Regions from separate parts of the Homo sapiens genome. Here region 1 is linked to region 2. The links are chromatin loops, found by intact Hi-C in ENCODE. Cell type or tissue: Caco-2. All regions are shown on one strand. Links, peaks and the distances in the headings refer to the core of each region. The heading gives the core; the rest is flanking DNA.

Region 1 (15,654 bases), core at 3,074-11,073, 77 kb before region 2:
TGGCTTTATTTCTAAATTTATAAGAAAGTAATTGTGATTTTTTAAAAAGCTGGCCCACATACATTTTATTCATCTCAGCATAAATTATTTTTCTTCTATCATTTGCTTTATTCTCATGAAGAATTTTAAACTCCCTTGTCTGAATATTCATCCTTGCCTCTCACAATTTTTATAATATATTCTACTTAAAGGGAATCTGAAACTCAAACTTGCCTGGGATATTATAAATATTCTATTTGTGTGAACTTTGTATTCAAATAATTGTTTCTTTATTACAACATTCATATGAGTACTATTCGCAGCCAGAGGTCTAACAAATAATTACATGTTTGCAGATTTCATTCAAAGAATGCAGAGATACATGAATTTTACTCATAACTTACTCTCTTTTATGTCAGGAACAAATGGAGGAAAAAACAATGTAACTGCCCAATGGGTTCACCTTGCCTGCTGCCTAGACAGAGCCGATTTATCAAGACAGGGCAATTGCAATGGCCAAAGAGTAATTCACGCAGAGCCAGCTGTGGGGGAGACTGGAGTTTTATTATTACTCAAATCAGTCTCCCTGAGCAATTAGGGATCAGAGTTTTTAAAGATAATTTGGTGGGTAGGGGCTTAGGAAGTGGGGAGTATGGATTGGTCAGGTTGGAGATGGAATCATAGGGGGTCAAAATGAGGTTTTCTCGCTGTCTTCTGTTCCTGGGTGGGATGGCAGAACTAGTTGAGCCAGATCACCAGTCCAGGTGGTGCCGGCTGATCCATGGAGTTCAGGGCCTGCAAAATATCTCAGGCACTGATCTTAGGTCCCCAGGAACAATTTGGGGGGTTCAGACTTTTGGAACCAAGGGCTGCATGACCCCTACGTTGTAATTTCTAATCTTGTAGCTAATTTGTTTGTTCTGCAAAGACAGACTGGACCCCAGGCAAGAAGGGGGTCTTTTCGGGAAAGGGCTGTTAGCAATTTCGTTTCAGAGTCAAACCACAAACTGAATTCCTTCCCAAAGTTAGTTCGCCCTACGCCCAGGAATGAACAAGGACAACTTGAGGATTAGAAGCAAGATGGAGTTGGTTAGGTCTGATTTCTTTCACTGTCATAATTTCCTCAGTTATAATTTTGCAAAGGCGGTTTCAGAACTACTTAGTATTGTTCCAGATACAAGTAATCACTGTCAATGGAAAAGAGGCAACTCTGTGAAATATTTCAAGGGATTTATTCCAAGCCAAATCTAAGTGACCAAGGCCCAAGGCACAGTCTCAAGAGGTCCTGAGAACGTGTGGTCAAGGTGGTTGGATTACAGCTTGGTTTTATGCGATGTAGGGAGATAGAAGATAGCCATCAGTGCATGTAAGGTAGACATTGGCTTCGTCTGGAAAGGCAGGATAACTTGAAGCAGGAGCTTATAGGTCATACATGCATTCAAAGATTTCTTAATTGGCAGTTGGTTGAAAGGGTTAAGCTTTGCTTGAAGAGTGTAAGTCAGCAGAAAGAAATGTTTGTAGTTAAGACAAGCAGGGCGTTGTGGAAGCCAAGGTTCTTGTTACATAGATGAAACTTCCAGGTCATAGGCTTCAGAGGAATATATGGTAAATGTCTCTTATCAGACTCTAAAAGGTCCCAGAGTCTTAGTTAAATCTCTTCTGTATCAGGAAAAGACCTGGAAAAGGAAGGAGACTCTCTACAGAATGTAGATTTTCCCCACAAGAGATAGCTTTGCAGGGCTATTTCAAAATATGTCTAAGCAATCTATTTTGGGGTAAAATGCTTTGATTTCTTTCAGGGCCTGCCATCTGTCACATGATGCTATACTCGGGTCAGGTTGGAATTTGGTATCTTATTGCTACAAGGAGTCTTCTTTGTCAGTCTTAAGATCTCTGTTTTCATGTTAATGCTGGTCGGCTGTGCCTGAATTCCAAAGGGAGGAGAGCAGAAAGAGGCAGGCCTGGACTCCCTCTTTCCATCATGGCCTGAGCTAGTTTTAGTTTTTCAGGTTTTCTTTGGAATGCCCTTGGCTGGGAGGATGGTTCATTCAGTCGGTTGGGGGGCTTAGAATTTTATTTTTGGTTTACATCACAAAGTTTGAGATCCTATTTTGTGAAAAAAATAAAATCTTATAAATGAATACTGGGGCTGCCTGCCACAGGGTGACTTAAAAAAAAATATAGCAGCTCAATTGATAATTAAAATTTACCTTCCCAGCATAAACTTTCTAATAGCAAGCTGCCCTCAGTTGTTTCTGAAAGCACACAGAGCTCTTTCTCACAGATGTTCAACAATACCTCCTGCACCTGGTTCTTTGCCCCAAACTCCTGGTCAGGGTACTCTTTTCTTGTCTCCTCACCTGATACACATTCTGAAATTGCTGTCATGCAAGAGGAGCTAAACTCTGTAGGGGAGGAAACTTTTTTTTTTTCTTCCTGCCATCCTAGGTTCCTGGCTAAAGTCCATGTAACAAAAGACAGATTAAAAAGAGAAAGACAGGCCGGGCGCAGCGGCTCACGCCTGTAATCCCAACACTTTGGGAGGCCGAGATGGGTGGATCACAAGATCAGGAGATCGAGACCATCCTGGCTAACACAGTGAAACCTTGTCTTTACTAAAAATACAAAAAATTAGCCGGGCATGGTGGCACGTGCCTGTAGTCCCAGCTACTCGGGAGGCTGAGGCAGGAGAATGGCGTGAACCCGGGAGGCAGAGCTTGCAGCGAGCCGAGATCGCGCCACTGCACTCCAGCCTGGGCAACAGAGCGAGACTCCATCTCAAAAAAAAAAAAAGAGAGAAAGACAAATAGAAGTTTATTAACACTTACATCACATAAATATACATTAGAGAAACTCAGGGATGAGTAACTGAAAGAGGTGGCTAGAATTTGGGCTTCAATACCATCTTCAGTTAAAACAAATAGTGTGCGAGAGGCAAGTTATTGGAAGGTGACCAGGAAAAGTATAGTAAACAAGGGTAAGATTTGTTGTGCAGATTTCAGTCAGTGCCTTCTTCACAGATATGAGTCTTTAAGGACTTACAGTCATCCTCTCCTCAGTACAGAGGGAGAAACCCTCACATGGATATTTCCTTTATAAAATATAAATTATCCTTACAAAAGGGTAACATACTGTTTTCAGAGCTTCTCCTGCGTATGCTATATAATCAGCTTAAAATAATCCTTATCCAAGGGATGTTTTGGGGTTCATATTCAAGTCTCCTACAACTCTAAGGATGATGGCCATTGCTAACTCCACTCAGGCCTAGGGGTCAGCCTCTTCCCCTCAGTCTATATCATGCAGCTAAGTTCAAACTGTAGCACTTAATAAAATTATACTGTCATTTTTGAGGCAAGGTACCCAAATGGAAAGGCATCTTGCAAACACTACGAGAGGTGGCAACCCTCACAGTTTAATCTCCACTTAACTTCAGAATCCTCATAGGGTTGCCCCCAGCCAGCTTCAACAGAGTAAGGGTCATGTTATTCCAACTAACAGAAATTATTTTTTTGACTATAACTGTGCCTAACAGTCCAGATCACCTAAGACAGCTTAAGATTAAAAAAGAGATTGATTTTTTTTACCTTTCCTCAAGTCTAATGTCCTAAGATTGGCTCTTCTTATTCAAGGAGAAGAGGTGTCTCCTTCACAGGAAAGCCTACCCCTACCCATTGGAGTGTCATCTTGCATCATGATGGCATCAAAACTATGACACCAAAACATAATAGTGTAGTGTTCATCATCTTGGATTATTCACTCTTAACTCATATAGGATATAGGACATATTATGGACTGAATGTTTGTGTACCTCCAACATTCGTATGTTGAAATCCTAAGCCCCAGTGACATGGTATTAGGAGGTGGGGCCTTTGGGAAGTGATTAGGTCATGAGGGTATGAGACTAGTGCCTTTATAAGGAGAGAGACTAGAGTTCAGTCTCTCTATCATGTAATACACCATTTGCAAACCAGGAAGAGAGCTTTCAACAAGAACCTGGCCATCCTAGCCCCCCTGCTCTCGGATTTCCAGAACTGAGAGTAATAAATGTTTGTTGTTTAAGCCATCCAGCCTACGGTACTTTGCTGTTGTGCCGGAACTGACTAAGACAGGCCACAAACAGTCCAGTTCAGGTGGAGCTGCAGACGACGCGGTCCTGTTCTCTTGATTGTTTTTCCTCCATAAGAGGTAAAGATTTCTTCTGGATGTCCTTCCTTCCAGTTTCTCCAGTTTAGTACATCTCAGGTAAAAATGAAACTAACAACAATAAACTGCTTAAGGCAGAACATATGCAGCATCACAAGGTCAGCTAGAGGCCTTTTCCAACAGCAGACTCTAAATTCATAATCACGCACACCCCCCCACCCCCCAAAAAATATCACAAAGTAAAGTCTCAGAATCATGGCTTGGGCTTATGGACAAGTTACAGTTTCATCACCAAATAGAACACTCTGCAGCACCTGTCCTGCGTTCAGATCTGCCCACAGATTCTTGATTTACATTTGTATAACTAAGTTATCCATTCAAGAGGTTTTATGCAAAAGAAAAGAAAGATATGGCTCAGAGATAAGCTGAAATCTCTTTTAGCAAGCAGACTTGCTTGCCACTTTTTGAAAAGTTTCTCCAGCTTCCACTGATCAAGATGTCAAAAAGCATTAGGGCCACATTTTCAACCAGCATTTGCAGTGACACAAAGTGCAGCATAGGCAGAGAGGGTATAGGCTGGCCAAACCAGCTCCAAACTGCAGGCTGGAAAGCTTGTGTGTTTGCCTCAGCTCCAGATGAAATGACTGACATTTAAGTTATTATTTCATCAATTATTATATCTTAGTACTTATACATAAACACAATAGCAATTGTGTGGTATTGAAACAGAATGGGCTGGGCACGGTGGCTCACGCCTGTAATCCCAGCATTTTGGGAGACTGAGGCGGGTGGATCACCTGAGGTCAGGAGTTCGAGATCCACCTGGCCAACATGGTGAAACCCTGTCTCTACTAAAAATACAAAAATTAGCTGGGCATGGTGGCCAGTGCCTGTAATCCCAGGTACTCAGAAGGCTGAGGCAGGAGAATCACTTGAATCCGGGAGGCGGAGGTTGCAGTGTGCTGGGATCGTATCACTGCACTCCAGCCTGGGCGACAGAGTGAGACTCTTGTCTCAAAAAAAACCAAACCAAAACAAAACAGAATGACATGTTTGTCTACAGTGCAACAATATTAAAATTTACTCAAAAGATATATACTTGTCCTTTTTAATAATTTAAACTCTTCTTCATTAGGTAGCTGGATGCTTTGAGCTTAATCTGAAGGCTTCGGAATTAGACAGAGAGATAGAGTGGCTATCCTTAAACTGCCAGAAATTTACTTCTAATAGGTTTTATTGTGTGAATTGTGGAAGAAGACATTTGTATGTAGGATAGATAGCTTCTGTTTTGGAAGGTATCACTTTAGTGAGTGTATAAAGTCATTCCTTATGATTAGTGATGTTGCACACCTTTTCATACACCTGTTGGCTATTTTAACTCTTCTGTGGAGAAATATCTGCTCAGGTCCATTGCCTATCTTTTATAAATCAGATCCTTTGTTTTTCTGCTATTGAGTTGTAAGAATTCTTTACAAATTTTGGATATTAAGCCCTCATCAGACATGGGGTTTGCAATTATTTTTTCCCAGTCTGTAGGTTACTCTTTCATCCTGTCGATTGTATCCTTTGCTGGACAGAGGTTTTCATTTGATGGAGCCCCATTTATTTATTTTTGTTTTTGTAACCTGAACTTTTGGTGTGATACCCAAAATATCATTGCCAAGGCCAATGTCAAGAAGCTTTTCCCCTGTGTTCTTGTCTAGAAGCTTTATGGTTTCAGGTCTTCCATTTAGGTCTTTATCTGTTTCGAGTTAACTTTTGTGTGTGGTGTAAGACAAGAGTCCAATTTCATTCTTTTGCATATGGTAATCTAGTTTTTCCAGCACCATTTATTGAAGAGACTGTTCTTTCCCCATTGTGTCTTCTTGATGCCCTTTTCAAAAATTTGTTGTCCATGTATGTTTGATTTTATTTATGGGTTTCCAGGGCCCTTTTATATTTTTTAATTAATTAATGTATTTATCTAAATAGAGACAGAGTCTCACTATGTTGCCAAGCTGGTCTCCAACTCTTGGGCTCAAGCAATGCTCCCTCCTTGGCTTCCAAAAGTTTTGGGATTACAGGTATGAGCCACTGTGCCTGGCCCTTTTTGTATTTTCATGTCGAGACTCTTCGGGGAATTAACGATGAATTCTGCTTTACTAAGTGTGTAGTTTGGACAAGAGGCAATATTGACTACTTTCTTTGTACAAGGTCACATGCTAAGCACCTTTATGCTTATGTTAGTGAGAACAAATAGGCCTATCATGCAACTGGGAAAGGAAAGAAGAAAGAAAAGGAATTAACACTTAATATGCATCTACAAAGGCCTGTGATGTGTACTTTGTGTGTGTACGCAAGATCTACTGTTTAGAAATCTTATTGCAAACAAGAGAAACTGATTTGGGCATATTTAAACAGAAAGAGAATTCATAGCTAGCCTACTGAATCTAAGAAATATGGAAAATCAGGTTTGGGAAATGGTAAGGAATCATATAAATCTAAGCAGAAGAGTCCTGGCTCAGAAATAACTCTGATTAACATTTGCTGCTGAAACCTCTTCCCATAATTCTGGGGCTGCTGGAAACTCTCCACCCACTGGACAGTCATCACTGCCCCAGGAAATAACCTCTGCTCCCTGCATCATTGCATAACTGCCCAGATTCAAAGTTCCAGCTGGGAGTGTGGTTGGACAAGGCTAGGCCATGTGCTACTCCTAGCTGTCAAATAGGGAATGGAATGCATGCTCCTCTTTACCTTTCACAGGGGTAGACAGAACCCTGCCCATCACCAAGACTTATCCTTATTCAAGGTTTGAAATAGAAAGAAGACTTGGATGCTAAGCGGTCAACACAATGGCAAGCATTCACTGTTGTTTTACTACTTTGGTTTCCTAATTTCTATATTTGCCACTTGTCCTTTATGGTAAAAACTTGCATGTTAAAATAAATATTCCTGTTTAACATGACTCATTACCTAGTGGGAAATTTACCCACCCCCTCAAAGGGAAATGACCCAGCATCTCAATAGTTTCTACATTCAGCTCCAAATCTAAGATCTCTGGGTGATACTCATTTCTCCTCTAGTGACCATATAAATCTATCTTCATGTAATGTAAGTATGAACAAAATTGGAAAGTCAACCACTAACGACATAGTCCATACACAATAGTGTGGTTGGAAAACAACAAAAAACTTTTAAAAGGAGTATTAGTTGGAATATATAGCAAAACAAGGAAGTGAACACAAATAAAGCCTACAGTAGTCATATCTGTAACTCTTCACAAGATATTTTATGATGTGTGCAGTATTTACAACTTCCCTCTTCCACTACCTACTGCATCTTGCCTTTGTTTTCAGACGGCGTCTGGGCTGGTCAGGGTTTGTCTTTGGAAGTCCTTCCAATATAGTGATGCAGTGGTCTTCATTAATTTTTTGCAACCAGGCAGGTAGTTGTATCGCTTAGGATCCATCCATACTTTTCTCTGTCCTTCTTATATAGCAATAACCATACATGCCCATGGTAGCCAGAGTCAGTGACTCCAAACAGTTTCTTAACAACCATCAGCCCTTCCACTCTGCCTATTTGCCTCTTCGTTTAATAGCATCTAGAGCTCTCAGTAGGTAGGTGTCCATTTAGCTTTCATTTTAAAAGAGCCATTGTGGCCGTGTGGAAGCATCGATCACTTGGGTTCTGAAATCTCGCATGCAGAAGAACCCAGGTGTCAATACTATTCCTGGGTTCTGAAATCTCGCATGCAGAAGAACCCAGGTGTCAATACTACTCCTGGGAAGTGTCAACCCACTTCCACTCTGGGTCCCTAGACCCATGTGTTTTAATTAATCAGGAGCAAATTTGTGTAAAAACACGTCTGGATAAAAATCAATTTAGCAAAATTGTTTTTAAGATATTTATACAGATAAAATGATATAATTATTTCTTAGTCTTTCATAATGAAGCCAACATTTAACAATAAATTCAATATTGCCTTTAAAAAGCCATTTGTTTAGATATCCAAAGAATACCCAATACTATGTTGAACAAGAATGAATAGAAGAGGAAAAAAATGAATGGGTATAATAAGGTTGTCCTGGAAATCTCTATATAGGCAAGAAAACTATAATTTGGAAAAGTATGTTACATTCTCTTATGAAAATAATTGAAAGGGCATAAGCTCACCTGAATATGTTACTATAGACAAAAACTATGATCTACTTTTCCTCAGCCAAATTTATGATTTAATTCATAGATATTTGTTGAGGCCATGCACAGTGGCTCATGCCTGTAATCCCAGCACTTTGGGAAGCTGAGGAAGGAGGATCACTTGAGGCCAGGAGTTGGAGACCAGAGTGAGCAACATAGCAAGACCTTGTTCCTACAAAAAATAAAAACTTAGCCAGGGGTGGTGTCATACACCTGTAGTTCCAGCTACTCAAGAGGCTGAGGCAGGGGGATTGCTTGAGCCCAGGTTCAAAGCTGCAGTGAACTATGACTGTGCCAGCCTGAGCGGCAAAGTGAGACCCTATCTCTAAAAAACAAAACAAACAAACAAAAAACCCCAATCATTTGTTGAGAACTAGTAGTGTGCTCTGGGCTCTCTGCTCAACCTGTCTTGGTCAATACTTTTGTCAGTGAAGATGTAGCCATAGGCTTATCAAAAGTATAGATGGCAACAATGTGAGATTTAAAACATCTAATAGTAGAATCATGATTCCAAAATGTCACAATAAGCTGGAATAATGATCCAAATAGAGATACTAGTGAAATCCTTAGGTTCAAAATAGCAACTACATAAGCACAGAATTATAGAATCATGTTTTAAAACATCACAGAAAGAAACAACAACATAAAGCAAAACACAGGGGCTTGAGTTGGCTGCAAGTATGGTGAGAGTCAAGAACATGATAAGGCCACCAAGCAGATAATGGCTGTTGGCTGCTGTAGAAATGCAGTGCCCAGGAGCAGAGTAGGGTCCCCTGCTGCCTACCTTGGTCAGGCTACATCCCACATGCTGTGCTAGCTTCTGCATCTTTGCAACAATACAGGGATGAACTGTAGCAGGAAAATCAGGCTGAGGAAAGGTTTGGAGACTATATCATATGAGGAACAATTGAAGAAAGCGGGAATATTTAGATCAAAGGCCCATATGATTTTCAGACATTCGAAGGGCAGTCATGAGGAAGTGGATTGAAATATCTTATCTGTGACTCCTGATAACAAATGCTTAGGCAGGGTCTGAAAGAAAAACTGTCTTCATGCCTCAACCATTTGCCATTCAAGCCCAGTTGCTGGCAGGCACCTTTTGTATAGCACATCCTTTCACAGAGAATGTCAAGGGCTGTGTCTCTGGAGCGTCCCAGAAGTTTGACCCTTTCCATCTGTGAGCATGCCCTGGAATAAACATCAAAAACATCAGAGAAAACTTTTCCTCTGTCTCTAGTACTTTCTGAAATGGCTGCAGGAGGGAGCATTCAAAAATAGGAGCAGCTCAGTAGGACTGGAAGGAGACAGACTTTTCTCTGATCTTTGTGGAAGGAGACACTGATGGAAACCAAATCACCTTACAACCTTAAGGACCTCATTTATTCATTCATGGTTACTGGGCACTGACTCTGGGCCAGGCACTGTATTGAGTATACTGAGATAAAATACACCATTCTTGTTTCTAAGGAGCTCCCAGTTTCCTGGGGATGTAGGCAAATAAATCACTTCAATGAAAATTGTTGAAATGCTACAATCAGGGCTATTTTCCTAGGTAGATCTTCTAGTTTCCTACTTTACACGAATATTAATAAATCATTTTCATTCCTTTAAATTGTTCTATACTTAATTCCAAATATTCTGTGGATTAAAAAAATGCAAACTCATTAAGGAAGATGAATATCTTCCTAATTAATTAAGATTATTTACTATCAGAGACAGATGGAGGATCTGGATCCTTTCCCAAGACCTAATGATACATGCAAAAGTCTACTTATAGTTATTATGTTAATAATTCTACAACTCTGATACAAGTTATCACTCAGCCCACTTCCTTCTCCTTAACATTATACATAGTACCTAATTCTTCTATCTTCCTATAGAAATCTACAGCTACTGTCCAGGATGATCCATTCAATGTGTTTGGGATTTTTTAAATATGTGAATATCTTTCTGACTCTAACAATTTATAAACTGATAACATTGTAAAAGATTTAGATGCCTTTTCATTGAACTGTTTTTTATAAATGAGACTTTGTTCCATGGTCAATCCACAGATGTTATATAACTATGTGGAAGCAGTTCTTAATACAAATACCAAAAAAAAATTGTTTTAATGCATATGGTTATAATCCATAGCGATTTTTCTGGTGCCTTTCTATCTTAAAACTTGTAGGCAAATTGTCCTTAAATAAGATTGTAAATATCAATATTTTAAAATATTAGTAAGCTGTTAGATCTCATTTCCCTCCAATTTATATCTTAATACATACACACCACATGCTCAAAAATTTCCAATCTTTCACAACACATCAATCAAGTAATAAGAAAAACTGGACTACCACTACCAAAGTTGTCAAAGTTTCAATGGGAGAGTTATGAACAAGGAGAAGGCTTTTGGGGGAACAATTCTACTTAAAAGTGAGTGGAAAAGGTAATTCAAAACATTTAAGTTACGTTGAATTCATGATTATGATTTCAAATTGCTATTTAGTTATATTTCATATTACAGGCTATCAAAATTGCCCTTCTGCTGCCTGTGGAATATTAAGTTGACAAACGAGACAGTTATTTACCTCTTTAAAAAACAAGATTTACACACAAAAAAGCACCCACCTAAATATGTTTTATTAAAAAATGGAATGAGGTGGTATCTTCTCCTTTAAATTGTTTTCCTAGAGCTACCAAAAATTTGCATTTATAGAAAAGTGGACACAAATACCTCTGGATTGATACAAACAGATATACGGAGACCAGCGGTGAGAGTTGGTTTATGACACACTCATTGGACTTCACTTCTTTTTCATTTGGCTTCATTAAAGGCTGGACTCTCTTCATTGTTAGTTTCTCTGGTTTCTGCAGGAGTCTTCTTAAGTTCTTGGATAACCCTCTCTACCTGTTTTACTTTTGTTTGCCTATTCTGTTTTGTTTGCATTCATTTTTGTCTGAAGATTGGTTCTGTCCTGTTGCCTGTTGCCACTTGTTTCAGCTCACATGAGCAGGCTTGGTTGATAACCTTGCTCGTCACCTCTTGAGCCCTTCTTTTACTGCTCTTTTAGTGGAAGTGACCCCCTTTTGTGCATCGTGGTACTGATTGCCTTTTCCATTTATCTCTAAAGACATCTGTGCAGGATACATTTCTTCCTATTTCTTTGCATCATTTAAAAACTGATATAACCGAATTTTGGATACTTTCCATGGGTTTTGTCTGACTTGTAGTCACAAATTATGGAGTCTTTCTACTGATATTCTCACCTTGTGTCAGAAAATGCCTTTAACTGATATATTTATAGCATTATTCATTTCTGTATTCTTTATGGATACAATCGATGAGCCAAGAGTGCCAAATAAATAACAAAGCTCAGCAGTAACAACTTCTTCACCTTCTTTTCAAATACTTCCCGTTATTTATTTTCTTTTTGTTCATTGCTAGGGAATCATAGCTGTTTAATAGATTTCAGTTGACTGGAAGATTTATTATAATTCTTAATGATACAACTTTGACTAGTGGTAGTTTCTTTTAGGCAGGTTCTTATGTCTTTTTGATAGTACTTTAGAAAGTTTTGAAAGCTTTCTTGCTTTCTAGCACAAGGCAGTTCAAGCTATCTTGCACATTTCTGGGCCAAACAAAGACTGAGATGTTTCTCTTAAGAATCCTTAGTTTCTTTTAGTTTAAAAAAAAAAAAAAAAAGACCAGGAACTGGATGATTGGCTGCAACATGGATTGACATTGTTCCTAGATTATTTCTGTGTCAAAACTACAAATATTTTCTTTTAAATTTTATATTTATGTTAATATTTCTAATTCTGTTCTAAAATTACAACATTCCTCATTAATTTAGGAATTCTATAATTGTAGCACATTCTCTCTTATATAAGAATACTTATATTTACTTTATATAAATATTAAGTAATTTATAATTACTTATATTCTTCATTTGCCTAAGAGTGCCAAGATGCTAACACCAACATCAGTATGAACAATAAAGTACTGAGTTAAGCTTAACCTTTTCTACATAGTTACTTTTGTTTTTAGAAGGTTTTCCAGAAAGAAAATGCATTCCATCCTTTCCTGAGCCATAAACATTTCCTTGTATATAGCATGCAACATTTCCTTATTCCCTCAGGAACCTAATATATCATGGAATGTTTTATTTGCATTTCATGAACCCAAGTCATTTGCCTAGTTAGTACTATGTATATGTGTACTTCCATCCAGCGCCAGACCAGTTCAAAGTGTTTCATTTTCTTGCAAGTAGATCAAGGAGAGACTTTGTAAGCGAGTAACATTACATGGAAACTCAGGCTTTTGAGGTTTAAACTGAAAGTCTCTTCTTTGACCCAGGATCCAAAATCCATATATTTTAAATATGTTATCTGATTAATTATCACTTATCAAAAACACATTAGTTAATTACCAATGACACTACTATAGAACTCTAATTTTTCAGAGGTCTTTGGATAAATCAAAATATCCATGACTTTAATATTTTATGAATTCAAAACTTTTGAAAACCACTTTGGAATATCAGAAAATAAGCAGAATGTGTCAAAATAAGACAGTTTAATAGAAATACTATGTACATTTACATAAGGTAATTGCATATTTCTCTGTCAATTTTTTTGCAGAAATCTGAATTTGTATCACTTATCCTTATACAGAAAAACCACAAAATCACATTAATTTTCCAGTTTTATTACACAATATAAATGTAGTTACCTTTCAAAGCTTAACAAGGTTTTTTTTTCTTTTTTCTTTTTTTCAAGACGTAGTTTCACTCTTGTTGCCCAAGCTGGAGGGCAATGGTGCGATCTCAGCTCACTGCAACCTCCTCCTTCCCGGGTTCAAGTGATTCTCTTGCCTCAGCCTCCCTCGTAGCTATTCAGGCGCCATTCAGGTGCCCGCCACCATTCCCAGCTAATTTTTTTTTTTTTTTTTGTATTTTTAGTAGAGATGGGGTTTCACTATGTTGGCCAGGCTGGTCTCAAACTCCTGACCTCAGGCAATCCACCCGCCTCAGCCTCCCAAAGTGCTGGGATTACAGGTGTGAGCCACCGCACCCAGCTAACTTAACAGCTTTTTAATACAAAATCACCCAATTTTGGAAGAAATATTATAGAAAACCCACTAGATTCATTTTTGTGGTTGCTGTTTTTCAAACTCTGTCTTTCTAGATGTGTTTCACTGTTAGGGACTGATTTAAAACAGCTCCTTTTTTTTTTTTTTTCTCCTCTCTCTCAGACCTTTACCCAGACCCAAGTTTCTAATCCCTTTGTTGGCCTTATTTTCCTCTTACTAACACAAAACTAAATTTCTCTTCTTACGCTTAAAAATCTGACTTAAAACATATTTTTAAAAACAGCTTAATTCATATGATATTCAACTTTATATACCTACATGTATGCTACCATCTTATTTTTAGCTAAATATACAAAAATTCATCTAAGCAAAATATTCAAATACATTTTTTATCATATGCTTTTACCCAATAAAGCATCGTAGTTTCAATTAAGAATATATATATATTTTTGTTTGCTTTCCACCCCAAAAAACATTCATTCTTTAGATCCTAAGATCTCTGAATTTAAATTTTTTAATTCTAAGGACTTGTAATATATTATCAGCCTGTCAAGGGTTCCTTGCTTTGCTTTGTTTTTGTTTTGTTTTGTTTTAGGGGACGGGACAAGTCTTTTTTTATTAATATACACAGAGTTGCTTACTAAGTACTAAATGAATACTAAAATATGTACTATGGTCAGGGGGGTGGGGATTAGTTCATTATTATCTATATCAAGTTACTGTGAAAGTAAAGGTCAGGCAGGGGAAGCATTGATTTCTGTGCATAGACTTGGTGGGGGCTTGTTGCCCCATTCTGTGTGGGGCACTAGAGTACAGCACTTTCTTCGGTGAGGACTCTGATGATTCCAAACCCATTGTATCTCAGGTGTGCTCTTCTAACCCATGGAAGACTTAGTGATCCCATCTCAAGAGCTTACTCTTTTTTCCAGACCATCTATAGAAGATTTCCTGGCAGTTCTAGAGGAAAGATATATGGAGGTTTATGGGGACTTCATAGGAAGGTAGCTTTGGAACTCAGGGGACAATGGAGGTTGCAGAGGCTTACTCACACACTCATGTCACCAGTAGCAGGTATTATTACTTTTAATAATAGTAATATTTTCACCCTAATAAGGTCATCTAAGATGTCATCTTTTGTATTTGGTGGCACTATACAGATACCCAAGAAAATTTCCCTGCAATTTTTCCTTCATATTTTTTAATGATTTTGCAACCTCTCTTGGGTATATATGAGAAAGACAACTAGGAGTTTGTCCTTTCCACAGAGACCATGATTTCGCCTAGCCATAGTTTCTGGTATCAAGGTCCCAAGTTGAGTCTAGGAACTCTATGTTCCACAAACTCAGGGGGTCCCACATCTATTTTGTTTGAACAGTGACCCCTGGAGTTAGGTAACAAGGCATCTCAGCCAGGATCCATCTACAGTTTGGGCTCCTAACTGGCACAATTCCAAATTTATACAGAATGGGGGCCCTGAAACAGTTTAAAGAAGAATAGAAGAGATGTGGTGCTTCCTTTGTAGTCCTTGAGCTTGAATTAAGGAACACACAAGGGAAGTTATTCCCTTTTTTTTTGAGATGGAGTCTCGCTGTGTCACCCATGCTGGAGCACAGTGGTGCAATCTCGGCTCACTGCAACCTCCGCCTCCCTGATTCAAGTGATTCTCCTGCTTCAGCCTCCTGAGTAGCTGGGATTACAGCCGCGTGCCACCACGCTGGCTAATTTTTGTATTTTTAGTAGAGACGCAGTTTCACCATGTTGGTCAGGCTGGTCTCGAACCCCTGGCCTTGTGATCCACCACGTCAGCCTCCCAAAGTGCTGGGATTACAGGCGTGAGCCACCGCACCCAGCTGAAGTTCTCTTCTAAGGACAAAGGAGTCATATAAGATACATTAGGAGCAGAAAGGCTCTGAAAGCCTTTCGAAAGGCAGACAGGTTCAGGTAATGGGCTCCCTTTAAGCCTATCAATGGACAATTAGCCTAGGCATCCCCTCACCATGAAAGGGAGGGAAAAAAGAGACATAATTGGGAAGATAAAGAGGCAAGGTAGCAGGAGTCTAAGCATTTGCTCACTCAGTCCCAATCCTGTTGACCATCTCTGCTGTTCCCAGGTTGCGTTGTTCTACATCCTATCAAAGCCACACCAAATTGTTACAGAGAAAAAGACCACACATAGAATTTAAAAATTAGTCCATGCTCTTTGATAAGAACTGCATTGCAAGAAGGAAGGAGAGGAGTGTCCACCAGCTCAGAACTAGGTGACCACCACACAC
Region 2 (15,654 bases), core at 2,748-10,747:
TGCCTGGGCTTACACCAGTATTTTCAAAGGATACTTAGTATTATCTTTCCTGACAAGAACAAACTATAAAAAAGAATCATTTCCACCAAATAAGGATATTTGGTAGAAACACTTAACTAGCAAAATAAACCTAGAAATTCATTGATCTATGGCACAAAAATTATTCACAGAAGCTACTTCACCTGGCCAGGAGATAACAAAAAGGATAAATTATTTCAACAGCACAATCAAGCTCAGCTAAACCCAAATGCAAGTCCTTCTTCCTGCTGAATTTTAGAGCCCAGGATTTCTATTCATACCAACATCTATTCCACTTTGACTTTTTTTTAAGTGATATAATGTTCAATTACCTCAAATCATAACTAAAACATACCGACGTGTAAAACTCATTATTTCAGAACTGACAGTCAGTTGATGACATTTTATGTCAAATAACACAAAAACTACTTGCTAGAAGCCAAGCAGGAAGACATTATGTTACAAGAGGAAAAGGAAATATTTTCAATCTGATAGCTATTGTGTCTGTTACATATGTATATATGTTATAGGTAAAATATCTAGAATAGACACATTACATCATTTCTTTTTCTTTTCTTTTTTTTTTTTTTTTTTTAGATGGAGTCTCTCACTCCATCCCCCAGGCACTGGACTGCAGTAGTACGATCTTGACTCACTGCAACCTCTGCCTCCCAGGTTCAAGCGATTCTCCTGCCTCAGCCTCCCGAGTAGCTGGGACTACAGGCATGTGCCACCACACCCAAAATAAAGATATTTTGTATCTTTAGTAGAGACGGGGTTTCACTGTGTTAGCCAGGATGGTCTCGATCTCCTGACCTCCTGATCTGCCTGCCTCAGCCTCCAAAAGTGCTGGAATTACAGGTGTGAGCCACTGCACCCGGCCAATATACTACATATTTTCAAAAAAATGTGAAAGAGTTCAAATCTATAAGCTATTATATAGAGGGTAAGATCTTAAGATAAGATATGACATATAAGATAAAACCGTAAGACTATTAAGAACAATGAAAGGAAGAGGGACATAAACTGATGAGCCCTTTTGGGGAAGCAGGATAGCAATAAAAAGCCCAACCCATGATGACCTTAATACACTTTAACACCACAGCTCCAACCTGGAGAATTTTTACGCACAGGGTTTGTAGGGTTGCTGCCTTGTTTTCTTATTTGTGTTTCTTTTAGAATAATAAAGGTGGTCAGGCACAGTGGCTCAGGTCTGTAATCAAGGACCTTGGGAGGCCAAGGTGGGTGGATCAGGAGGATCACTTGAGCTCAGCAGTTGTAGATCAGCCTGAGCAACATGGCAAAATCCCATCTCTATAAAAATTACAAAATTAGCCAGGTGTGGTGGCAGGCACCTGTGGTCCCAGCTACTTGGGAGGCTGAGGCAGGAGGATTGCTTGAGCCTGTATATTAGTCTATTTTCACACTGCTATGAAGAAATACACAAGACTGAGTAATTTATAAAGGAAAGAGGCTCGACTCACTGTTCTGCATGGCTTGGGAGGCCTCAGGAAACTTAAAATCATGGTGGAAGGCAAAGGAGAAGCAGGTGCCTTCTTCACAGGGCAGCAGGATGCAGTGAGTGCAAGCAGGGGAAATGCCAGGTGCTTATAAAACAATCAGATCTGTGAGAACTCACTCACTATTGAAATGGGAAAAGTTCCCTTATCCCCATTGCAGGACATGTGATGGGGGTGTGGCTCGCTTCTTTGGTGCCCTACTGCTCATACCCTTAGGGGAGCATGCAGAAGGGCAGGTCGTGGAGAGCACTGACTCCACAGCAGCATCTAGGGTTGAGTGTTTACAGCTCTGGAAGCCCCAGTGGACGTGTGTTACAGTGCACTCTTTCAGTTTAGCCGTCTGCAGGTGGCTTGCATTAATCAGCTCAGTTAGACTCTCTGACTTATCACAAGGACAGAGGGCTTTCTCTCTCCTGGGTTCTTACCTTAGTGTACCAGAAAAATTGGATCACACGTGGGCTTAGAGAATAAGTGCAAGGTTTTACTGAGTGGAGGTAGTTCTCAGTGAGGTGAATGGGGAGGCCAGAAGGGGGAAGGAGTGGGAAGGTGTCTTCCCCTGGAGTCAGGCTGCCCAGCGTCCGGACTCTTCTCTGACCATCCCCAGCCAAATTCCACATTGTTCCACTGTTGATGGCCTACCAGCATTTGCTGGTGCCTGTCGGTGTGCTCTTCCGCTCCTCTGCTCTTCTTGACATCCAGCTGCCTGTGCGTTCTTCCGCTGATGTGTTCCTCTTGACATCCAGCAGCTGTGTCTTCTAGGGTGTCAAAGTTTTTATAGGCACAGGAAGGGGGGGCGTGGCGGGCCCGGATGGTCTTGGAAAATGCAGCATTTGGGCGTGAAAACAGGAGTGCCTGTCCTCACCTCGGTCCCTGGGCACAGGCTCGAGGGTACAGCCCTCACCAGGGACCCTGCCTTTCTCTACCAGCACTTCCCTGCCCCCATCCCATATCACTATCATAAGAACAGCATGGGGGAAACCACCCCTGTGATCCAATTACCTCCACCTGGTCCCACCCTTGACAGATAGGGATTATGGGGATTACAATTCCAGATGAGATTTGGGTGGGGACACAGAGCCAAACCATATCATTCTGCCCCTGGCCCCTCACAAATCTCATGTCCTCACATTTTAAAACATAATCATGCCTTCCCAACAGTCCCCCAAAGTCTTAACTCATTCCAGAATTAACCCAAAAGTCCAAAGTCTCATCTGAGATAAGGCAAGTCCCTTCTGCCTGTGAGTCTGTAAAATCAAAAACAAGTTAGTTACTTCCTAGACAAAATGGGGGTATAGGCATTGCATGTGTTCCTCTTGACATCCAGCCACTGTGTCTGCTAAGGTGTCCAAGTTTTTATAGACACAGGATGGGGGATGTGGCAGGCCAGGGTGGTCTTGGAAAATGCAACATTTGGGTGTGAAAACAGGAGCGCCTGTCCTCACCTAGGTCTGTGGGCACAGGCCGGAGGGAATACACCTATTCCAAATGGGAAAAATTGGCCATAACAAAGGGGCTACAGGTTCCATGTAAGCCTAAATCCAACTAGGTAGTCATTAAACCTTAAAGTTCCATAATGATCTCCTTTGACTCCATGTCTCACATCCAGGTTATGCTGATGCTAGAGGTGGGCTCCCGTAGCCTTGGACAGCTCCACTCCTGTGGCTTTGCAGGGTGCAGTGCCCTTCCCAGCTGCTTTCATGGGCTAGCATTGAGTGCCTGTGGCTTTTCCACGCACATGGTGCAGGCTGTTGGTGGATCTACCATTCTGGGGTCTGGAGGACTTTGGCCCGCTTCTCACAGCTCCACGCTCCACTAGGCGGTGTCTCAGTGGGGACTCTGTGTGGGGGCTCTGACCCCACATTTTTCTTCTGCACTGTCCTAGTAGAAGTTCTCCATGAGGGCTCTGCCCCTGCAGCAAATTCCTATCTGGAAATCCAGGCATTTCCTTATATCCTTTGAAATCTTGGCAGAGGTTCCCAAACCTTAATTCTTGACTTCTGTGCACCCACAGGCCCAACACCACGTGGAAACCACCAAGGCTTGGGGCTTGCACCCTCTGAAGCAATGGCCTGAGCTGTACCTTGACCCCTTTTAGCCACTGCTGGAGCTGGAGCAGCTGAGATGCAGGGCCCCATGTCCCAAGGCTGCACAGAGCAGTGGGGCCCTGGGTCTGGCCCACAAAACCATTTTTTCCTCCTAGGCTTCCAGGCCTGTGATAAGAGGTGCCGCTATGAAGGTCTCAGACATGCCCTGGAGACACTTTCCCTATTGTCTTGGTGATTAACATTCAGCTCCTCATTACTTATGCAAATTTCTGGAGTGTTTTAGCAGGCTTGACTTTCTCCCCCCAAAATGGGTTTTTATTTTCTTTCACAACATCTGGCTGCAAATTTTTCAAACCTTTATGCTCTGCTTCCTCTTGAATGCTTTACCCCTTAGAAATTTCTTCCATAGATATCCTAAATCCTCTCTCTGAAGTTCAAAGTTCCACAGGTCTCTAGGGCAGGGGCAAAATGCTGCCAGTCTCTTTGCTAAAGCATAGCAAGAGTGACCTTTACTCTAGTTCCCAACAAGTTCTTCATCACCATCTGAGGTCACCTCAGCCTGGACTTCATTGTCCATATCACTATCAGCATTTTGGTCAAAGCCATTCATCAAGTCTCTAGGAAGGGAATTCCAAACTTTCCCACATCTTCCGAGCCCTCCAAACTGTTTCAACCTCTGCCTGTTACCCAGTTCCAAAGTCACTTACACATTTTTGTGTATCCTTATAGCAGCACCCCACTATCTTGGTAACAATTTACTATATTAGTTCATTCTCACACTGCTATAAAGAAATACCTAAGACTGGATGATTTATAAAGGAAAGAGGCTTAATTGACTCATAGTTCTGCATGGCTGGGGAGGCCTCAGGAAACTTAACAATCATGGCAGAAGGTGAAGAAGAAGCAGGTACCTTCTTCACAGGGTGGCAGGACAGAGTGAGTGAGTGCAACCAAAGGAAACACCAGACACTTAAAAAACCATCAGATCTCATGAGACTCACCAAGTCCAGGAGGTCAAGGAAGCAATGAGCCATGTTCCTGCCACTGTATCTAGCCTGGGTGACAGTGAGACACTGTCTCAAAAAAAATATCTATCTATCTATCTATATTTATTTATATATATATAAATTTATATAAAAATATATATTTATTTATATATATATAAATTTATATAAAAATATATATTTATATATAGTAAAGGCAGTCTCTTATAAAAATAATAAAATTACATAATAAACATTCAGAAAATAGAGAAAACTTACTCATAATTATATCACTCTAATTTAACCACTGTCAGCATCCAGTATATAAAATAGTGCATTTTAAATTATTTGAATGTGTTTTTAAGTTTAACATTATGTTAGTTTGGCTTTTAGGGAGGACACAGTAGTACAGGTGAGAATGATAGCTATTAATAGGTACCAGATTTGAGTGTTTACATTGTGTAGTAAAATTTTATATATTTCACTTTATCATAAAAACATGGAAGCATATTATATTATTTATAGAATAAACATGACTATGTAAATACAAATACCCAGCATTCATACATGTTGTTACAAAGCTTTTCCACACATTGTACTTAAAGATTTCAACACACACATACAGGTTTCCACATAAACCTCCTGGACATGGGGTAGAGCAAGATATTTAAACTCAACACAGCTCAAAAAATAAATAAGAGACCAACTCAGGAAAAATACGAATGTGGTAAATAATAAAACAAGAGAAAAAGTCAAACTGTTTATGAAGTGACAGGAAAGATGATAATACCATAAATCATAGCATTGGCTAAAGGTCAGGGTTCTAAAACAAATTCGAGCATTTCAAAATTGATGAGACAGTTAGTGGTTTTGTTGCTCTAGGGAAATGATAACCAGCATTATCTGTTTCATACCTATTAAGTAGAGCACGGATAAAAACTGTCAAGAGCCTGAGATTGCTCTAATATATGTACTAGGAAGATGTAACAAGCCATAAAGTATTCAGAAATCCCATATACAAAGAAAATTTCAAAGTCAGAGTTCAAGTTTATAGAACTAGTGCGACAGGACTACTTTAATCATATCTGAAGTCATGAGATTAAATATATATTAGATGAGAGTACTACAAGTATAATATGGTTTGGCTCTGTGTCCCCACCCAAATCTCATCTTGAATTGTAATCCCCATAATCCCCAGTGTTGAGGGAGGGACCCGGTGGAATGTGATTAAATCATGGGGGCAGTTTTTCCCATGCTGTTCTCATGATAGTGAGTGAGTTCTTATGAGATGTTTATAAGTGTTTGACAGCTCCTCCTTCATACAAGCTCTCTCTGGCCTGCCACCATGTAAGATGTGCCTGCTTCCCCTTCTGCCATGATTGTAAGTTTCCTGAAGCTTCCCCATGTCCAGTCCCAGCCATGTGGAACTGTGAGTACATTAAACCTCTTTCCTTTATAAATTACCTAGTCTTGGGCAGTTCTTTATAGCAGTGTGAGAACAGATTAATACACAGTGTGATACCACAGGCCAGATTTATTAGAATATAGTAAATGCTCTACCCAAACCAGTATAATTCCTCACAGTCAGACTATTGTAATGCTCTGAGTAAAGAAATTCACGTTCATTTGTCTTCTTAACATTCTTATCAACAAGTTATTCCTGGAATAAAAGTATCCAAGTTTAATCAAGGATAGTACTCATCCAGGAATCAGCCTATTGAATGCTTAGTCCCTGCTCTGCTGCCAACTAGCTGGGTGACTTTGGAGAAATTGCTTAACATCTCTGGGCCTCAGTTAACTCACCTATAAGATGAGAACCTCAGACTAGAGATTCCTTACTAGATATGTAAGGATTTTGGTGTCTCCAATTAAAATCTCAAGAGATTATGAAGTTTCCCCACCTCCAGGGAGAGTTTTATTCTATGAGACCTGCACGTCATTTGGGTTACTTCTGTTAAGTCAGGCAAGAAAAAGGAGACAAGAAATTACTCATATAATTTCTTTTAAGTTTAAAAATTAAATAGGGAAAGATGAAGGATTTATTCAACATACATTGAGGGCCTTCTCTGCATGAGGTTCTGTGCTAGCCCCTGGAATGACAGTGGTTACAAGTCTAAGCAAAGTGTTTCACGACCACCCACACCTTGACCCTGTCTGCTCCAGATCAGAGCACCTTGTTGTGTGACTCAGGCCTGATGACTCCTTCCACTTCCAGTGCTAGGAACTCAGCACCGTGGGAAGGGCCTGGAAGAGACTCTGGGCTGTCTCATTCACCCCAAAATGTTCAGCAACTAAAAAACAAGAAGGAAAACTCTGACAGCATGTTTATTAGAAATGATACCCAGATCTCCAAGTAGAGAGTGTAGGTTCTTGCTAGAGAATGGGGGTTTTATGAAATGTGTGTGTGGTTATTTGTGTGTTCATGTATTTATGTGTCAGTGTGTACTTGTGTGTGAGGGTACGTATGAATATTTGTGTGTAAAACGTGCCGGTATGTGCAGTTTTCTGGGAGTGCATTGTATGTATGTAGTTCTATATGAATGCTTGTAGTTGCATGTGACTCTATTTATGCATAATAAAGTAATGGAGCCTATGTAAGGGTGATGGTTATATGCAAGTTTACAATGTGTATGTGTTGGGGCTGGGAACTGAAAAGCTGAAACACTGCAGATGTAATTTGAGTCATGTGGCTAGCTACTTTTTCATAGGATCCCATCTTGCTGCAGACTTTTGTTTGCTCAACTAATCCTCTTTTGCTTACAATGTCACAAGGCTCACTTTTTTTGGCTTCTGAACAAACAGGCAGGTGTGTGAGGCTGCAAGTATAGTGTCAGCTATTCATGAAATAATTGCATGCACCACCAGCCCAATGTGACAGTCATCATGGACTCACAGCTCCATCCCCAGGCAAGAAAAGGAGTATGTCTTGAGAAATTCTCCATGCCATTCCTCACAGAGACCAGCTGCAGAGCATGGAGCACAAGAAGTGGTAGCAAACAGGCTAAATTGATTCTGGCCTGCCTAAGCGGAGAGGAGCTCTTCAGATGGTTACTATCTTTAACTAGGGTGACGTCCTTGGAGGCGGAGTCCCAGTCTCCTTTTTCTCTGCTATTATCCAGCTGAAATCAAGCCCCTGAATAGTTTCCCTGAACCAAAAGCCAAAGAGAAATAGTGTCCAATCCATTTATGTTTTAATCAGTGAGTCAGAAGGTAGTAAACCAGGACTGATTGCAGATCCTACTGGCCTATCAGCCATGCCCATAACTCATTCTTTGTGCCAAGAGATTTTTTGCTGTGATACAATTCATCTCCCCAAAATATTTAGCACTGACTAGCTATATAGTTGTAGGTGGACCATCTGGCTTCTCCCTTGCCCATTATTAGAAAACCGATATTGAAGTCCTTCAATTCAGTCTGGGAGTAATTTAAAGCAATACCAAGAGGAAGGAGAAGGAGAGCTTTTTATAACAAACTAATTGTCTGCCACACGTGTTAATTAATAATCTTCAAAAGTTAAAGGGAGCAAAATAGGTAAACATAAATAAAAGCCAAGGATAGATTGGGAGAATATAGTCACAGTAAATACAACGAAGCATTAACGTCCAGGAAAAAAAGAAATAGTACAAAGTAATAAGAAAAGACAACTCAGAAGAAAGTGGGCAAGGGCAATGGAAGATGGGGTGGGAGGTGCATTGTCTATCAGAGAATATTTAATGGTAATAAGACCAACCACAAGCCAGTCTGCTTTTTATTGTCACCATGCACAGCAGTCCCAAATAATGTGAGTGGTAGTTTTCCTCCCTGCCAGAGATGATCACACCCGCTGTGTGTCCCACCCTCATTTCTAAGCTCCTGGCATGGGATGTGAACGGGCAGTTTGTAGAAGAAGAAATACAAATAACTAAAACACATCAGGTAAATAAAAATAAACAGGCCAGGCATGGTGGCTCACACATGTAATCCCAGCACTTTGGGAGGCCAAGGCGGGCAGATCACCTAAGGTCAGGAGTTCGAGACCAGCCTGGCCAACATAGTAAAGCCCCATCTCTACTAAAAATACAAAAATTAGCCGGGCGTGGTGGCAGGCACGTGTAATTCTAGTTACTTGAGAGGCTGAAGCAGGAGGATCACTTGAACCCGGGAGGTGGAGTTTGCAGTAAACCAAGACCACGCCATTGGTCTCCAGCCTGGGCAACAAGAGAGAAACTCCATCTCAAAAATAAATAAATAAAATTTTAAAATGACACACAATCACTTTTGCTCATTAGCCTGACAGAACTTTCATACTGATAATACCCAGTATTAGAAAGGATGAGGGCAAATGGGTATACTCAGAAACTGTCAATATGGTATTGGGTCATCTGTCCTTTTCTCGTACATTTGTAGGAGTTCTTTCAAAGGGCAATTTGGAAGTATTGATTATCTTTCCCTAATGTGCAAAAATAAAAATTATTTAGCAAAGAGCAGACATATCGCTTTTTCCTGCCCATGTCCCTTCCTTGGAAAAAATACTTTGTCCTGGATACATGCAGTCTGGATGGGGCCATCAAGCACAGAGCCCTACCCACTCACCCAGTCCTGGCCTCAGGAGACGGGCCTAAAACAGTGTAACACTTGATAGAGTATTTAGTTCAAAGACAGTGGCAGCTCCAGAACTGCCATAGAAGAGGGCTTATGGACTGCAACTGGGTTGAAAGTGGGGCAGGAGACTATTTGGCTTGTCATGAAGTTGCACTTTCACACTAATTTTATTCATACGTTATCTGGGGGTTTGTGTGAACTGAAGCCACTCCGATCCAGTGTGCTCGCCCACGTGTACCAAGTGGGGTCCAGTCTAACCTAGCTATTGGGTTTTTTTCTGCTGTAATTCTGCCTACCAAGAGGAATCACCTGCAGGTAGAATCAAGCCAAGAGGAGGTGAGTGGAGTTGCAAGAAGAGAAACTTAATCCTGGTAACCATATTTCAGCCCCTGGAACATGTTGGTCTTTTTAGATCCATTAACTTCCCTTTTTTTTTTTTTTTTTTTTGAGATGGAGTTTCACTCTTGTTGTCCAGGCTGGGGTGCAGTGGCATGATCTCAGCTCACTGCAACTTCTGCCTCCTGGGTTCAAGTGATTCTCCTGCCTCAGCCTCCCAAGTACCTGGGATTACAGATGCCCACCACCATGCCCAGCTAATTTTTTGTATTTTTAGTAGAGATGGGGTTTCACTATGTTGGCCAGGCTGGCCAGGCTGTTCTCAAATGCCTGAACTCAGGTGATCCACCCGCCTCGGCCTCCCAAAGTGCTGGGATTACAGGTGTGAGCCACTGCGCCCAGCCTAGTTTCCCTTTTTAAGAGGGTATGGTTGCGTTGCTGGATGGGTTGCTGTCATCTGCATCCAAACAGCAATGAGTAGCAGAGATGAGAAGAAGCATGAATGGCTACACCATGGTGGCACACCAAAAGAAAAGAGGTCTAAATTCTAATAATTAACTTCTATGGAAATAGTTCCAAAATCTCATTTCTCATTTTAATTTCTCAACATATCTTTAAAAACTCTTTATTGCAAAAATGATGATTTATTACAAAGTGAATTCTCACATGTAACCCACCACCTGGGTCAAGAAATAGAGCATAGTCAAGCATCCTACAGGTTACCCCTCCCTCCTTCTTAGAGAAAAGCACATTTGTTTTGCCTGTGTGTGTATATGAGTGCCTGTGCGTGTGTGCATTTGTGTGTGTAAGGGGGCTGTTTTTTGTTTTTGTTTTTACTTTGTGAAGTTATCCTTTTATGTCTGGCTTCTTTTGCTCAAAACTATCTATGTGCAATTCATCCACGTTTTGGCTTGTAGGAGTAGTTCATTGATTTTCATTGTCATATAGTGATCTATAGTATGAATATACCACAACTTATCTATTCCGATGTTGACTGACATTGGAATTGTTTCCAATTAGTGTCCACTACAGATAATGTTGCTGTGATATTTCCTATGTGTATATGTAGGAGATAAATTGGTGGGTTATATGACATGTGTCTATTTCAGATATAGGAGATACTACTAATCAGTTTTCCAAATAGATTGTAACAATAATTTCAACTACCAGTGTATGAGTGTTCCCATTGATCTATGTCCTCCCCACACATCATGTATCAGTTGTTTTCATTTTAGCCATTTGGAAGCGTATAGTAATATCTCACTGTCGTTTTTTTTTTTGTTTGTTTTGTTTTGTTTTTGAGACAGAGTCTCACTCTTTCTCCAGGCTGGAGTGCAGTGGTGTGATTTTGGCTCACTTCAACCTCCACCTCTCGGGTTCTAGCGATTCTCATGCCTCAGCCTCCTGAGTAACTGGGATTACAGGCACACACCACCACACCTGGCTAATTTTTGTATTTTTAGTAGAGACAGGGTTTTGCCATGTTGGTCAGGCTGGCAAAACTCCTGACCTCATGATCCTCCCACCTCGGCCTCCCAAAGTACTGGGATTACAGGCATGAGCCACCACACCTGGGATCTCACTGTAGTTTGTTTTGTTTTGTTTTGTTTTGAAACAGAGTCTTGCTCTGTCTCCCCAGCTGGAGTTCAGTGGTGCAATCTCAGCTCATGGCAACTTCCACCTCCTGGGCTCCAGGAATGCTCATGCCTAAGCCTCCCGCGTAGCTGGGACTATGGGCGTGCACCACCATGCCTAGCTAATTTTTGTATCTTTTGTAGAGACGGGGTTTTGCCATGTTGCTCAGGCTGGTCTTGAACTCCTGACTTAAGTGATCTGCCTGCCTCAGCCTCCCAAAGTGCTGGGATTACAGGCATGAGCCATGCACCTGACCCTCATTGTAGTTTTAATTGGCCTTTCCTGATGACTAATGAGGTTGAGCACCTTTTTCTATAGTTATTGGTCAGGCGTATAGCCTCTTTCGTGACATGCATATTCATGATGTTTTTTTCCCTCATTTCCTATGGTTTATCTGTTTTTTCTTGTTCATGTGTAGTAATGCTTTATATTTCTGGAAAGCAGTACTTTATTACTTAACAATTACAAATCAGTTCTGCTATGCTGTGGTTTACCTTTTTATTCTCTTAATATACTTTGATTAAAAGAATTTATCAATTTTAATAGTGTTCAATTTATCAATCTTTTACCTTTTTTGACAAATACATTTGTATTTTGTTTTTGTCATCTTTGTGCTACTTTAGTCATAAATTGAATGTTCAGGTGTATGTGTGTCTTTCTCTCTCTCTCTATCTCTTTTTTTTTTTTTTTTTTTTTTTTTGAGACAGGGTCTCACTCTGTGGCCCAGTCTGGAGTGCAGTGGCGTGGAGCAATCTCAGCTCACTGCAACCTCTGCATCCTGGGCTCAAGTGATCCTACCACCTCAGCCTCCCGAGTAGCTGGGACTACAGGCACGCATCACCAGCCTGGCTAATTTTGGTATTCTTAGTAGAGACAGGGTTTCTCCATGTTCTCCAGGTCGGTCTTGAACTATTGTGCTCCAGCGATCCACATGCCTCAGCCTCCCAAAGTGCTGGGATTACAGGTGTGAGTCACCGCACCTGACCTATGTGTGTCTTTTTTCTAAACTCTATTCTGTTCAGTTGATTTGTTTATCCTTGCACCAATACCACATAATTTTAATTACTGTAGCTTCATAATAAATCTTTATAGCTGATAATGTAAGTCTTCCTGCTTTGGTGTTCTTCAAAGTATTCTTAACTTCTTAGCCCTTTTACTTTCATATATAATTTAGAATCAGCTTGTCAATCTACACACACAAACACACACACACTGGGGTTTTCATGGGGATTGAATTTAATGTATAAATCAATTTGAAGAGAATTGAGGTTTTCACAATATTGAGTTTTCCAATCCAGGAATGTGGTAAATATCTCAATTTATTTAGTTCTTCTTTGACTATTTTCAGTAACATTGTATATTTTCTTGGTGTCTTTGTTTATTTTTCATTAGGTTTAATTCTAGATGTTTGATGTTTTATGATACAATTGAAAATGACATAGTTATTTAAATTTCACTTCCTATTATTGTTTGCTGCCGATATACAAAAATATAATTTTTTTATGTATTGGCTTTGTAGCTAGCAACTTCATCAGATCCACTAGTTAATTACAATAGGCTATTTGCAGATGTTTTTGGATATTCTAAACACACAATCATGTCATCTAGAAATAATGGCATTTTTTTCTCCCTTTCCACTCATTATCTCTTTTATTAATTTTTCTTGCATTATTGTACTTGGAAGAACTTCTTGTAGAATTTGAATGTTTATGGTGATACTGGGCTTCTTAGCTTATTCCTGATCTCAAGGGAAAGCTTACATATTTTGCTATTAAATAGAATGTTTACTCTATGGCATCTGTAGACATTTTCTATCAGATTAAGGACATTCACTTTTATTCCTAGTTTGCTATGAGTGTTTGTCATAAATAGGTGTGAATTTTGTCAAATGCATTTTCTGTGTCTATTTAGATAATCATGATTTTTCTCTTCTGTTAACAAGGTGGGTTACAGTGATTGATTTTCAAATGTCAAGCTAACTTTACATTTTTAGAACAAATTCAGGTTGGTAAAGAAGTAATATTCTTTTTACATTACTGGATTTGGTTTGCTAGTATTTTGTTTAGGATTCTTGCATCTATGTTCATGGGAGAGATTCTTTGTAATTTTCTTTTTTTACAACGTTCTTGTCATTATAAGTTGGGAAGTATGCCTTACTTTTCTATCTTGGGGGAAAAGTTTGTGTATGATTAGTGTTCTTTTTTTTCTTAAATATTTAGAAGAATTCTTTGGTTAAGTTATCTAGATCTGGAGTTTTTTGTGGAAAGGATTTAAATTGTGGATTTAATTTTCTTTAATATATTTTCCATTTTCCCTGTCAGTTGTGGTATGCTATATTTTTCAAGATATTAATCTATTGCATCTAAATTTTCATATTTATTGGCACAAATTGTTTATTCTCTTAATTTAAAAAATCTTGTAATATCTGCAGTATTTTCCACTCCTGATAGTAATTGTCTTCTCCCTATGTCTTATCAGAACGCTATCAATTACAATGTTCACAGACCAAATATTTTTTTTTGAAGTTTTAAATATTTATTTATTTATTAATTATTATTATACTTTAAGTTTTAGGGTACATGTGCACAATGTGCAGGTTAGTTACATACATATACATGTGCCATGCTGGTGCACTGCACCCACTAACTCGTCATCTAGCATTAGGTATATCTCCCAATGCTATCCCTCCCCCCCTCCCCCCACCCCACAATAGTCCCCAGAGTGTGATGTTCCCCTTCCTGTGTCTGTGTGTTCTCATTGTTCAATTCCCACCTATGAGTGAGAATATGCAGTGTTTGGTTTTTTGTTCTTGCGATAGTTTACCGAGAATGATGATTTCCAATTTCATCCATGTCCCTACAAAGGACATGAACTCATCATTTTTTATGGCTGCATAGTATTCCATGGTGTATATGTGCCACATTTTCTTAATCCAGTCTATCATTGTTGGACATTTGGGTTGGTTCCAAGTCTTTGCTATTGTGAATAGTGCTGCAATAAACATACGTGTGCATGTGTCTTTATAGCACCATGATTTATAGTCCTTTGGGTAGATACCCAGTAATGGGATGGCTGGGTCAAATGGTATTTCTAGTTCTAGATCCCTGAGGAATCGCCACACTGACTTCCACAATGGTTGAACTAGTTTACAGTCTCACCAACAGTGTAAAAGTGTTCCTATTTCTCCACATCCTCTCCAGCACCTGTTGTTTCCTGATTTTTTAATGATTGCCATTCTAACTGGTGTGAAATGGTATCTCATTGTGGTTTTGATTTGCATTTCTCTGATGGCCAGTGATGGTGAGCATTTTTTCATGTGTTTTTTGGCTGCATAAATGTCTTCTTTTGAGAAGTGTCTGTTCATGTCCTTTGCCCACTTTTTGATGGGGTTGTTTGTTTTTTTCTTGTAAATTTGTTTGGGTTCATTGTAGATTCTGGATATTAGCCCTTTGTCAGATGAGTAGGTTGCGAAAATTTTCTCCCATTTTGTAGGTTGCCTCACAGACCAAATATTGGCCTTTGTTCTTCTCTATTTTATTTTCTCTATTGTACATTTGTTTTCTATTTCATTCATTGTGTTAATTTCTTCATACTTAATTTGTTGTTCTTTTTCTCATTTCTTGAGCTAGAGTCTTAGATCATTAATTTTCTTCCTTCCCCATCCCAATAAATGCATTTAAGACTACCTAAGAATGGCTTTAACTGCATCCCACAAGTTTTGATCTACTATGTTTCTTATCACTCCATTCAAAATATTTTTAAATTTTCTCTGTGATTTCGTCTTTCACATATGTTTAAAAGTGTATTGATTCATTTCTAAACATTAGACATTTTCTACTTTTATCTTTTAATTAATAGTTTAATTGTGTTACAGTCATGGACTATACTATATGATTTAAATCATTCGAAACATGTTGAAACTACATAGTTTTGCATACAGTCAATCTTGGTAAATGTTCCGCCTGCAGTTGTTGAGTGCAGGCAGTGTTCTATATGTATCAGTTAGGTCATTTTATTAATCCCGTTGTTCAAATCTTCTTTAACCCTGTTGATTCTTCATTTGTTTATTTATTTTTGGTCCATTGACCAAAATATTGACCAGTTTTTGGTCCATTGACCAATAAATTTGGTCCTATCAGTTAAAGCTCTTACTATCAGTGTAGTTTTTGTTTTTGTTGTTATTGTTGTTGTGTTTTGAGATAGAGTCTTGCTTTGTCACCCAGGCTGGAGTGCAGTGGCGCAATCTCGGCTCACTGCGATCTCCACCTCCCGGGTTCTAAGCGATTCTCCTGCCTCAGCCTCTGGAGTAGCTGAGATTACAGGTGTGTGCCACCAGGCCCGGCTAATTTTGTATTTTTAGTAGAGACAAGGTTTTGCCATGTTGGCCAGGCTGGTCTCAAACTCCTGACTTCAGGTGATTCACCTGCCTCGGCTTCCCAAAGTGCTAGGATTACAGAAGTGAGCCACTGCACCCAGCCCATTGTAGATTTTTATATGTCTCCATTTTGTTCTATCAGGTATTGTCTTATTATTAGG

What was found. A loop is a pair of places that touch in the nucleus more often than their neighbours do. Peaks named below come from ENCODE experiments on the same cell type or tissue, not always from the same donor. Only the 100,000 strongest peaks of a DNase experiment are listed, where the experiment ranks them.
Region 1: it touches region 2 in a loop (7-fold over the local background); 4 of 110 quality-filtered maps call a loop at or near these places.

Annotation. Positions count from the first base shown.
Region 1 is chr6:139,300,196-139,315,849 of GRCh38, reverse strand. LOC102723690 (a long non-coding RNA gene) reads right to left here. Exons shown (of 5, transcript NR_197427.1): 5 at 12,982-14,338. It also overlaps a transcript of TXLNB not described here. Among named protein-coding and RNA genes, the nearest start is that of TXLNB, 16 kb to the right of the region's middle. RefSeq lists enhancers at 943-1,680, 1,681-2,418. In Caco-2, for the core only: no CTCF peak of the experiment used is centred there; a DNase peak (open chromatin) is centred at 6,749.
Region 2 is chr6:139,222,467-139,238,120 of GRCh38, reverse strand. It overlaps a transcript of TXLNB not described here. Among named protein-coding and RNA genes, the nearest start is that of TXLNB, 62 kb to the left of the region's middle. In Caco-2, for the core only: no CTCF peak of the experiment used is centred there; a DNase peak (open chromatin) is centred at 7,420.